Regions from separate parts of the Homo sapiens genome. Here region 2 is linked to region 1. Evidence: chromatin contacts called from ENCODE Hi-C or POLR2A ChIA-PET data. All regions are on one chromosome and are shown on one strand. The core of a region is the stretch at or near the end of the contact, and the rest is flanking DNA. Distances in the headings are between cores, read along the strand shown. Region 1 holds the start of LINC01210 (long intergenic non-protein coding RNA 1210). Region 2 holds the start of FOXL2 (forkhead box L2).

What was found. A loop is a pair of places that touch in the nucleus more often than their neighbours do. ChIA-PET counts read pairs that join two places held with the same protein, here RNA polymerase II (POLR2A). Pooled maps may share reads with other maps.
Region 2: a loop to region 1 is called in a map of naive thymus-derived CD4-positive, alpha-beta T cell, with 24 times the contacts of the local background. The contact joins the promoter of FOXL2 here to the promoter of LINC01210 in region 1. A Hi-C loop is called at or near these places in 1 of 168 maps with a recorded cell type or tissue (naive thymus-derived CD4-positive, alpha-beta T cell), 16 of 37 single-sample maps with no recorded cell type and 14 of 50 pooled maps. POLR2A ChIA-PET finds 5 or more read pairs at or near these places in 1 of 52 experiments (H1).

What each region holds. Positions count from the first base shown.
Region 1 is chr3:137,767,012-137,773,664 of GRCh38, reverse strand. It overlaps LINC01210 (long intergenic non-protein coding RNA 1210), which reads right to left and starts at 1,754. Exons shown (of 5, transcript NR_109987.1): 1 at 1,535-1,754. RefSeq lists enhancers at 1,230-1,890, 5,396-5,942, 5,943-6,490.
Region 2 is chr3:138,944,801-138,949,789 of GRCh38, reverse strand. It overlaps FOXL2 (forkhead box L2), which reads left to right and starts at 2,653. Exons shown (of 1, transcript NM_023067.4): 1 at 2,653-4,989. The coding sequence starts at 3,068. The coding sequence ends at 4,198. FOXL2NB (FOXL2 neighbor) reads right to left here and starts at 2,573. Exons shown (of 3, transcript NM_001040061.3): 1 at 2,326-2,573; 2 at 151-270. The coding sequence starts at 2,425. RefSeq lists a silencer at 2,409-2,637 and an enhancer at 4,678-4,989.

The DNA of each region.
Region 1 (6,653 bases), core at 505-3,004:
GGAAATGTGAACTACTTCATACTTATTAAAACAGCTATTTTAATAAAACAATGAATTATTGACCCAACATCTGACTCATCTTTTACTACATTTTTTAAGTTACAGGAAGGTTTATAACTAATAAATTTCTTTGTATTGCATGCATATCTTATGAAAAAATAATTGCATATCTTCTGCATATATTCTTAACCACTGGCATGTTGTATGTACTCAAACTGCAGTAGTAATGAGATGTGAATATGGGTAAAATTTTGTTCTAAAATCATAAATCATAATGCTGAATTATGAGGGGGTAATTATTTAACAACAACAACAAAACCTTCTCTCTTTACTTATCTTTACCTACTTCATCTCAATCTCACACTATTTTTTAAAAGAAAACTTCATTGCATATTCTAGCAAAGTGTATTGGTAGGGGAAGGTTTAACAGAGCCAGAGAGAATGTGCAAGGAGTGAGAAAGTGAATTGATGGATGGATGGTTAAATGAATATAAATGAACTGACACCTTTACAGGAAAATAACATTTCTTTTCTTTTTTTATTCTATAGATCAGTGGGTTTTGTATCTGTAATTCTTTCATATCAGCAAAGAGGAAATAAACTCTCATGTAAATCATTTTCCCCCCATCTGTAGCATATTAAAACCATGCCTTTTTTTTCTTTTAAGCAGACTCTTTTTTCCGTATTTGCTTATCAGTTCATCCACCATTACATTTTAAATGAAATTGCAAGACCCTTGTCCCTCCCCCAAATTTCAGCCTGATGTAGGAAAGTGGAAAGCAGACTTTTCTTGCCTTAGAATAGTGACCTAGATTCAATTACAGATAGACCCAGAAGAGAGAAGTGACACCTCACAATTTTCTTAGAGGTCCTGAAAAAATTAGAAATCTCAAAACAATACTTAATGGAAAAGAATCTGTTTATTTCTCCCCATTTTCCATCTTATTTCTTCTCTGCCTTAATTGCATTGCTTTGGTCCATTTAATTGTTCCTGGTATAACATCACAATAGGTTTCCCACGGGATATTTCTGAATCATAAAAACGGGCATTTCAAGGAAATTTCTGAGTTTGGCTTTTGAGGGTGAGTGTGTACACACAGAGTATGTGTAATTCTGCAAACTGAACCCAGATAAGATGGAAAAAAATCTCCTAAAAGGCACATTTTCCCTTGCATCCTTCAAAAAAGCAAACAAATTACATTAATAAAATACACTTATTATAATCGCATTGCAGACAAAGCATTGAAGGCGGAAAGCGGGTGTATATATTTTACGGTTTTCCCAATTACTGTAGAAAAATGTGGTCAAAAGAAATAGAAAGAGGGAAGAACCCTGTGATTCCGCTTATTGACTTTTATCACTAAATTAAGCATATAAATGACCTGAGCTGGTGGCTTGGTATATTAAATTAAAAAAAGAAGAACAATGATTCTCTCTTCTTTTTCCCTCCCTCTCTGATCTCAGCCTGAAAGGAGTCTTCGAGAGATAAGAAAGATGGGATTCGGTCCCCGCTACTCGGGTGGATCCTGCTTACCGCGAGCGGGGAGGCGGTTGCCTTCCGTGCAGGATTTCCGTTGAGGGCTCACAATAAGCGGTCTCAAGCGGGGGCACATTCCCCGCCACTTCCGCGGTCCCTCAAACAAACAAAGAAGCCAAAGTCGGCTGTCCCAAGACCAATGTAAGCGCTTAGGAAGCTTTGAGGCGCTTGAGGGCGAGGCAGGCTGCCGTGGGCAGGTGTGAACACCTCAGCCCTCGCGGCGGGTTTGGAGCCGCCCAGCGTAGGAAGAGGGCAGAAGTGGGCTCGCGTCTATGCGGGTATTCGAAATGAAAAAGAGCTGCAAACGGCACAAAAGTCCGGGGGCTAGGCGCAGGAAAACAGAGCAAGGGAGCTGCCTTAGTTCTCAAACACTGCATATGGATGGGTGTTCCGCGGAAGATTATTCTAGACCCTGTGAAAGAAGTCTCCACTGGGCGCCGGCCACGGCATTGGGGTGCGCGCCTGCTCTGCGAGAAGGGTCCCCCAGGCCGCGCGGGGGAACGCAGGAGACGCCTGTCCCCGGGGGAACCAGCGGAGGATTGTTTCATTTCAAAGTGAAAATCTGCAGGCTTTGGGAAACGATATTCAAAAAAGTATATAATCTCCATATGCCGCTCAATGGAGGATCCTCATAATTTACAGCGGCAGATAAGGCTAGAGGGTGTAATAAAAAATCTGAAGCCCTCCCCTCCCCCCTCGCCGCCTCCCCGGAATTGCACCTTGGGCAGCGGAGCAGAATCCGGAATGTGAACTTCTCCCGACATATGTTTCCCGCAGATAAGTAAACAATCTGGACGTGAAATGGAAATGGTAATTAATGCAGTAATGCTGTTACACCTCGAGTGTGCAAATCCCATTGACTCGCCGCGCCACGGGGGGTGCCGGGCGTACGGGGACCGGTGGCGTGCGCCCAGGCTGCCCACTCCCTCCCTCCTCTCTCCCTCCTCCCTAGGTCCCCGGGCGGGGCGTCCAGAAATCCCGCAGGGATGTGGACGGGCTGCGGGAAGCAAGGAGCTGCTTAAGCGGCGTTCGGGACTCCCGGCTCTCGGCCCTTGGAGGACTGGGCGGGTGCTCTGCGTTTGCCTCGACAGCCGCACCTCTCACCCACCTCCCTCGGTTATCACCGCCGCGCTAGCGCTAGCAGGGCCTCCTCGGGGCTCGAGTGCAGCCCGGCCCTGAAGCACCTAGGAGAGCCTGAGCTCGGGCGACAGAGGCCTGGAGGCAGAGGGAACCCTCAAACTTAGTGCGGCGGGTGGCCCTGAGTGCGGCGGTCAGGTCTTTCTCTCCTCTCTGTTCCGGGGCCAAGTGCTGCCGGGTTGTCTGGCGAGAGTTTTTCTGAAGTTTCTTTCCATCCTCGCACCGAAAGCGCTGATCGTGTATGAATTGCTTTTCTTACGGACCTAAGTGGAAAAGTTTGGAAAAGGCCACTGCCCTCCAGAGTAGAGCAACTTCTCCACTTTGTAGCAAAGAGGAACCTTGAGGCCTCCTTTCAGCCTCTGTCCGGCCTGGGCACCCGTTCCCTTCCTCAACCCAGACCCAGTGCTTGGGCTTTTGGGGGATCGGGGAGGATGCCTAGCGCAGGGATTCGAGCGAAAAGGATGCAGAATCAGGGGTGGCAGCCAAGGGACGTCCCCGACCCGCAGCCCTTCCCGCTTCCGAAGAGAACACCTTGCTCACCCGACCCCAGAGGCTGGGCAGGAGCCTGCGATGACGGCTCTGCGGGACCCAGGGCCAGGGGCTGGGCTAGAAAGTGAGTAACGAGGCCCCATCTTTTCTGACTTCAGGCTCCTTCCTAGTGTGAGAACCGGCAACGCCCAAGCCCCGGAACCTGGGCGCACACAGAGCCGGGATTCCGTGGGGCCGACCGCGAATCTCTGGTTTTAAGTAGACGCCCCAGGATTTCTAGCGCCCCCATCCGCCATCAATTTCATTATTTTCTTAATTACTCTGCCGTGGCCCAGCTCCTGCGCTTCTGGTTCCAGGCCGATGCCCATCCCTGCAGCGTCAGGAAAGAAACCAGCCCAAGTAGCTCTCCCACTGCTAGGTCCACTAGAGCCTAGGAGGCAGGGCAGGGCAGGGCAGGACAGAGGCCAGGAGAGCACGCACCTCGGTGGAGGCGGGAAGCTCTCCTGCCTCCAAATCTAACGGACCCCTTCTGTCCCTGTGCCTCTTCCTCTCACACTCACACACAATCCACTCAGCAAATAGATGAGAATTCTTTACACAAATCTTGTGAATTAGGTGATATTCAAATTCAAATGGTTTGAAATTCGCTGTCCACTTGAACAATGGTAACAAGGCCTGAGCTGGGGAGGAGATGAAGGAAACAAGAGTGCTGGCACCACAGCTCGCCAAGTTTTCCGGGCCCTGGCAGTCTCGGATCTCTCAAGAGAAGCTGACCGGCGGGACACACTTCCCTAAATGGTGAGCTGTATTGAAAGTACCTTGGCCCTACTCAGACGGAAACATCATCCCGCTTTGGTTCACCGGAGATTCCTACAGGTTAGCTCGCTCCAGTTCCAAAATGCAAACGTTCAGGGGGTCTCAGATGTCAGTCACTCACACCTCAGCGTAATTTACTCAAAGTAGCTGGTCTTTTCCGTCTTTAAAGTCATCGGGCCTAAGGAAATTAATATTTAAATAGAAAAACTCGGAAACTGGAAGGGAATCAAAGATTTTTGGAGTCAGATCCAAAACCGAGAAGTGCATGAAAGGCTGACGGAGTTCTCGGAATGAGGGAGGCCAGAGGCGGAAAGGGGTCAAGAATTCCACATCTCTCTGAAGATGTAGCCAGTGTACCCCTGAGCCAGATGGCAGCCAAGGTTTAAGAAAGCAAACCTAGGTAAAACCCAAACAACTCTGCTCCTGCCGCGCCGGCGCAGATGGCTGCCACCCCAGCAGCATGCTGTTCAGGTCTCTGCTGTCCTAGGGAACACCCAGCAGAGGAGCGACGGCGCTGAACGCGGCATGTATTTGGGTCACTTTTGGCGGGGAGAAGGGTCCCGGGGAAGCAATGGGAGCCTCAGGCGAGAGGTCCGGGCCCTCCCTGCCAACCCCGCTCGAAGGAGGCCCAGGTTGCTAAGCGAGAGAAGTCTGGGGCTCCCTGGCTACCGGACGCGTGCCTAACGCAGAGGGATCTGCAGAACCTCCTCCTGCAGGGCCACGGGCGCCCCTTGCAGCGCCGGAGTTCAGGTTCTCCGGATGCCAGGAGTCTGTCCAGGGCAACTCTTGGCTGCTCTTTGCTGCGCGACGCGCGCTCGGGAGAAGCGGCTCTTCTCCACTCCGGGCGGGCGGGGCGCTCCTCTCCCTACAGGTTTGCTTTAATGATTTTCTTGAAAGAAAGAGACAGTTGTGAGCAAACAGGTTTGACAGGGACTGCTGCCCCCCCACACCCCCCAGGGGATTTCTTTTTGTCTGCGCCTGACTTCAAAGTCAGTAATCGGCCCCTGTCAGCGGCGTGACGAGCAGGATTTTGGCTGTTTGTTAGGGCGAGTCGCGGCCGCGCACCTCGGCGGACGCTCCGCAGCCCTCGGGGCGACGGAGGCAAAGCTGAGGCAGGCTCTTGCGGGGATGGGGGTGGGGGCAGAGGTTGGGACCAGGTCTAAGGAGGGCAGATGGCTGGGGAAGGCCAGTCTGAGAAGGAAGGAAACGAAGTGTGATGGCCAAAAACCGCCCGAGCCAAGTCTTTGACTTTAGGTCTCAGGACCCGAACTGGGCCCCCGGCTCTTTGCAGGCTGGAAAGAGGTCTCAGCCACCTCTGAGTGAGGCCGCAGCCCCCTGAGCGCCTCTCTTCTACAGCGCACCCTAGTTTCCTAATTCCCCATCTGAGCCTAAGACCAAGCGCAACCCGGAACCCTGGTTTCGGTTTTCCAGCTTCAGCCACCGTCCGAGGCCTTTGCCCCTCGCACTTTGCCCTCGCACTCGCCACGTGCCCCTTTCCAGCCTAACCCTTCAGGTTTGCTTCAGGTGGGGTCGTGGGCGCCAGGTTCTTTCTCCAGCTGGGGGGCTCTGTGTGCCCAGGGCGCTCCTGCGCTGGGATCTGCGAGGAGATACCCAGAGCCCTGTAAGCTTCATCTTAGGAGATATTAAGGGACACTGAGCTATGGGAGCTATCAGAGCGGCTGACAGGACTGTCAGTTGGGGTTATATCAGACAGGAAAACCGTGGCGTCTCCGTCCCAGGCCTCCTGGGCTTCCTAGGGGGCGGGAGGAGGGGCCTTCCCTAAGCGCCCAGGCCCCCAGACCGGACGGCCACCAGAGGCAAGTCACTTCCTAATTGTCTCGATTTGTAAAAGGGTTTTGTAATGCTAAGTAAGCGTGGCGCAGCCAGCCCGGACTCCCCCTACACCTCCCTCAGCCCGCCTTTGTTTACCTTCGCCTGATCGCTCATTTATTTATCTATCTATTATTTATAGGCGTCCTCTCCTATTCAGCGCCCGTGTATGTTAATTGTGTTATACCATTTAATTCTAACATCGGTCTCAAAAGAGCTCTTAATGAGAAAAGCATATACAACATGGATCACTTTGCTATTCAGCTTAGCCAGATGGACAACTGCTAACTTTTTTTTTTTTTTAATAATGAAAATCCCCCTTTGACAAAGGGGCTCGGATGAATAGGCTCCAAATAACACCTCAAACACTTCTAATTGTTTTGAGGACAATATGCTAATCCGCGGGTTTCGGCTTTGGTGTCTGTTGACAACGTTTCCCGTGCACTTCGAGCCACCGACTCCTTTGGAAACAGCGGAGGCAAGCGTACAAATCTCTCAACAGCAGCAGAAAGCCCACAAACCTCTAGGCTGCCCCACCTCCCACCCCACAGCATATCAAAGCCAGTGGGAAAAGCACGCAAATTAAGGAAAACCACGCGTGAGCGCGGCTTTTGGGGTGAGACTCCAAGACCAAGGGTGGAAAGCACCCTTCGATTTTGAGAACAAATTCCAAAGAGTTTTGCTGGATAACATCGGAGGGTCCTTTCTCAGGAAAGACAATAATCTTCAAGAAAACATTCACCCGGAGGGGAAAGAAAAGGACTCTTTTCCTTGTTTAACGTCATGGGCTGTGCTTTTATTTGATTTTTTACGATTTTTAAAAACTCCTTGCCTGAGCCATGAC
Region 2 (4,989 bases), core at 1,404-3,903, 1.2 Mb before region 1:
ACCCACCTCTGGCTGGGCCGGCAAGGAGAGGATTCTGTTCTCTCCCTAGATTCCTCTATCTCCAGCCCGAAGCCCCTGGCTTTTCCGCAGAAGCCTGGAGGGGACCTGAAAGTAATCATTCTGCCAGCTTTCCCGCCCGCATTTTCTTGCCTGTTTTCTGAGCCTTCGAATGCCGGACAGCCATGTGAAGGCACATCTTGGGGAGACCGATTCCAGCCCTTCCCAGGGTGCACGCATCAGGCATCCTCTTCTTCACCAGGGCTGGGGATTCTGTTCCTCTACGGGACAGTCAGAAATCAGTATTTTCAGAGCAGAACTCCTTTCTATTCTGAAAATCCTTCAGAGGAACTCCTTCATTTGCCCCCAACCCCTACACACACACACACACACACACACACGCACATGCATACACACACAGGCTCTTTAAAGGCTGAAAAGGGAGCCGAGTGTGGAATTCAGGGAAGTGATGACACACACAACAATGCTGTTACACCTGGCTGCTGCAGGGCTGAGCAGCGGAAATGCCTGTGAGAAGAAGAAAGAAAGACAGAGAGACGCAGAGAGCCAGCCTGGGTGGTCAAGAAAAAAAAAAAGGAGAGAAAAGGAGAGAGGAGCCCCCACCAGGATGGGGCCAGACCCAGCTGTTTTTCCCCCTGCCCAGGCCCTGGCTGGGGGAGGATAGGCACTGAGGCCAATCTGCAGCAGCCCCAAACCGGACTCACCACTCCCACCCAAAGCTTGGGCAAGGATGGGGGTAAGGAAGAAGAAAAACATCTGCACTCCTGCTCAGAAAGCAGCAGCAGGGATTCTGCGGAAGTGCTGCTTCCCCCATGTCTGTTGGGTGCAGTGGGAGACCGCCCATAAAAAAAACCAAGCTACTTTGGGGATAGCCTTGCTCCCTCTCATCCTTGTGACCAGGCAAGGGCTGCCCTGCTGACCTCTCTGGTGTCATCTTCAAGATGCTGAATTCCAAAGAGCCCTACCACCCTTGTCCTCCCTCCCTTTCATCTCAGAATGCAGATCAGAGGCCTGAGTGAGCAGCAGACAACACTTGTAGATGGCCTGTGGATGCTGGAACCACAGGCCGCTGAAGGCTCCTTGGGCTTCAGGAGAACCCTCAGAGTCTAAACAGCCTGGGAGGAAGAGGCAGTGACAGGCATTGAGTCAGCCACTCCAGACATGCCAATCACTAATGCACAGCTATATGACATCCATTCAGTCCACCTTCCTCCATAAGGTGGCCTTGCCCCCCTCCTCAGCACCAAGGAGTTTGGGGCTTGAGGATTCAAAACACTGGCCATCTCTCTCATACTTTATGACTGCAGACTTTTTGTTTAGGCCAAGTTAAAAGGCACTGTTAAGGAGCACACTGTTAAAAGGCACACCTGATTTTCCCTGAAACAATCTCTGTACATGCTGAAATAATTGGATTCCCATCAGAATTCTGCTTAAGGTAGGTGACAACTAACTCCTGATTCTTTGGAGAAAGATCAGAACAAATGTCTCATCAGGAGAGAGATTTGAACAAGTCCCTCCCTCAGCCTGATGTTTGTCTTCCCAGTCTGTGGCAAAATACATACACTGGGAGGGAAAGAGGCATCGAAGAATTGTGAAAGAAAGGAAGAAAGGGGGGAAGGAAAGAAGTAAGAAAGGAGAAAAAGAGAAGATGCTATATCCACCAGCTACATTTACTCTAATACTTGATGAACATATTACATAACTATCAGTATAAGTGTGTTTTACCTCGTAAATACAAATCTCACACCTTGTACATGTGCATACCTGTGTTTCTGAGCAGCACACATGCACCTGGTATCTCACCCATCTCAAGGACAGCTCCTCTCCATGACTTCCATATGTGACCCCTGTGCACACACATACACAGTCCCGCAAAGTCCCGGGCAACAGCCCCGCCTGTGTTAGTGCAATAGCTGAGGGGCATCTACTTGGTGCTGTTAAAGCACACATCCAACCTTCACTCCAACCCCGTAGGATTAGTACACGGATTCCTGGTTCCTAGATCCACTGGTAACGCAGGGAGAGGCAGAGGTGATTCAGGCGGCGCCCCTGACGACTATTTCCAGAGATCCTCTCCCCTGCCCCATTCCAGCCCAGTCACTCTGAGAGCGCGAGGGACAGGCCAGGCCGAGGCTTCTTCGTACAGTCACACCCGTTTCTGGGCTGACTTTCCCAAAGCCTCAGAGCAGCTCTCCCCACCCTACCCCGTCCAGCCCCCTCGCCGTCTCGCCCCTCCCCAGCCCCGAGCTAGAAGTTCAGCCTCAAGACGGCAGCAAACGGCAGAGCAAAGGAGTCGTTTTCTTTCACCTGAAAGCCGCGAGGAGGCTTGGAGCGCCTTTCCTCGCTGGGGCCCGAGCTTCCTGGGCTTTGGCCGGGTGCGGGCAGACCCCACCGGGGTCCTCGTCATCTCCCAGCCCAGCCCGCAGAGCGAGTACCGGCAGATTTCAAGGGCGCGTGAGCCTGGCTGTCGGCTGGGCCCCTGAGGCTCGCTGGGCGGGGGCAGGCCGGTCCAGGCTGTGCGGGGCGTTTACAAAAAGTGACTTGGAGATGAACTCGCCCGTGCGCGGCTGGCCGCCCCGCTATAGGGGCGAAGGCGCCTGACGCAAGCGGAACTCGGTGGAGCCCATACGAATCAGAACAGAGCGAGGCTCCTGGCGCACTAGGGACTCCAGGAGGCAGCTCCGCCAGAGACGCGGGTCGTGCTTCGGGAAACCGGGGGGCGGGGGGAGGGGAAGAGCGCAGAAAAGAAAACCCACCAAGGCGGGGACTGGCCTGAGCGGGGAGGGGCGGCGAGGCCGGAGCCCCTCTCTGTTGGGCGGACTCCCCATGGCCAGAGGCTGAGCTCCACTCCCGCCGGCCGCTCCCTAGGGGAAGGGGAAGGAGAGGGGAGAGCAGCGACAGGCCTCCAGCAAGCAAGCGCGGGCGGCATCCGCAGTCTCCAGAAGTTTGAGACTTGGCCGTAAGCGGACTCGTGCGCCCCAACTCTTTGCCGCGCCAGCGCCTGGAGCGGAGAGCAGAGGCGGCCCGGCCGCGGCGCGCCGGCTTTGTCATGATGGCCAGCTACCCCGAGCCCGAGGACGCGGCGGGGGCCCTGCTGGCCCCAGAGACCGGTCGCACAGTCAAGGAGCCAGAAGGGCCGCCGCCGAGCCCAGGCAAGGGCGGTGGGGGTGGCGGCGGGACAGCCCCGGAGAAGCCGGACCCGGCGCAGAAGCCCCCGTACTCGTACGTGGCGCTCATCGCCATGGCGATCCGCGAGAGCGCGGAGAAGAGGCTCACGCTGTCCGGCATCTACCAGTACATCATCGCGAAGTTCCCGTTCTACGAGAAGAATAAGAAGGGCTGGCAAAATAGCATCCGCCACAACCTCAGCCTCAACGAGTGCTTCATCAAGGTGCCGCGCGAGGGCGGCGGCGAGCGCAAGGGCAACTACTGGACGCTGGACCCGGCCTGCGAAGACATGTTCGAGAAGGGCAACTACCGGCGCCGCCGCCGCATGAAGAGGCCCTTCCGGCCGCCGCCCGCGCACTTCCAGCCCGGCAAGGGGCTCTTCGGGGCCGGAGGCGCCGCAGGCGGGTGCGGCGTGGCGGGCGCCGGGGCCGACGGCTACGGCTACCTGGCGCCCCCCAAGTACCTGCAGTCTGGCTTCCTCAACAACTCGTGGCCGCTACCGCAGCCTCCCTCACCCATGCCCTATGCCTCCTGCCAGATGGCGGCAGCCGCAGCGGCTGCAGCAGCTGCGGCTGCAGCCGCGGGCCCCGGTAGCCCTGGCGCGGCCGCTGTGGTCAAGGGGCTGGCGGGCCCGGCCGCCTCGTACGGGCCGTACACACGCGTGCAGAGCATGGCGCTGCCCCCCGGCGTAGTGAACTCGTACAATGGCCTGGGAGGCCCGCCGGCCGCACCCCCGCCTCCGCCGCACCCCCACCCGCATCCGCACGCACACCATCTGCACGCGGCCGCCGCACCGCCGCCTGCCCCACCGCACCACGGGGCCGCCGCGCCGCCGCCGGGCCAGCTCAGCCCTGCCAGCCCAGCCACCGCCGCGCCCCCGGCGCCCGCGCCCACCAGTGCGCCGGGCCTGCAGTTCGCTTGTGCCCGGCAGCCCGAGCTCGCCATGATGCATTGCTCTTACTGGGACCACGACAGCAAGACCGGCGCGCTGCATTCGCGCCTCGATCTCTGAGAGCCCACCGCATGCCGGTGCAGACGGATGCGAGGATGCAGGGACGCGCGACGCCGGCCCCGGTCGCAGCCGACGACGCCGCCGCCAGCCTGACCTCACACCCTCTGGGCCCGCCTCTGGAGCCAGCGCCCAGGGTCCCTCTGTGCTTTTTCGCTTTCCTAAGCTCCTGTCGCTCCTCTTTGTCCCCTCAGTTTATGTCCTCCTGTGCTCACCTCCCTGACCTCTGTGACCTTGCACTCCCCTGGCCTGAAGCTGCCTCTCTGCGCGCTTTCTACTGGGCTCGTCTCTTTCCGGAGCCCCAGCGTCTCCTGCCCAAATTCACCGCGGAAAGGGCCCGGGGCGGAGGTGCGACCGGGCGTCGGCAGCGCAGACCTCTTGGCCTTCTCTCACAGGTCGGTGCGCTCGCTCTCCGCGTTCCCCGCCCGACTGCCGTGCAGTCCATGGCTAGACGCGCCGGACAGGACTGATGGCGGGACCGCGCTGCCCGAGAAAGGGACGGACCAATACGTGTGTTTGCTCCGCGAACCCTCTTGAAGCTGTTCAGAAGCCGCTTGCCGCGGGGCCCACTAGGCGGGGCGGGGGTTGGGACCCAGCGGGAGCCGGGGCAGCCTGGCTCCACGGCCTGTACTCGGTTTACACCGCGGGCGGGCGCGGAGGGAGGCTGCGTTTCCTCCGCTATCAGTCCCGTCGCTTCGGGCACCTCCGGGCCCCGGCGGCTGGCTAATGTTTTGTTTGAAAGATCGGTGGAACTTTTTAAGAGAGTATTTAAAAAAAAAAAAAGGAAAAAAAAT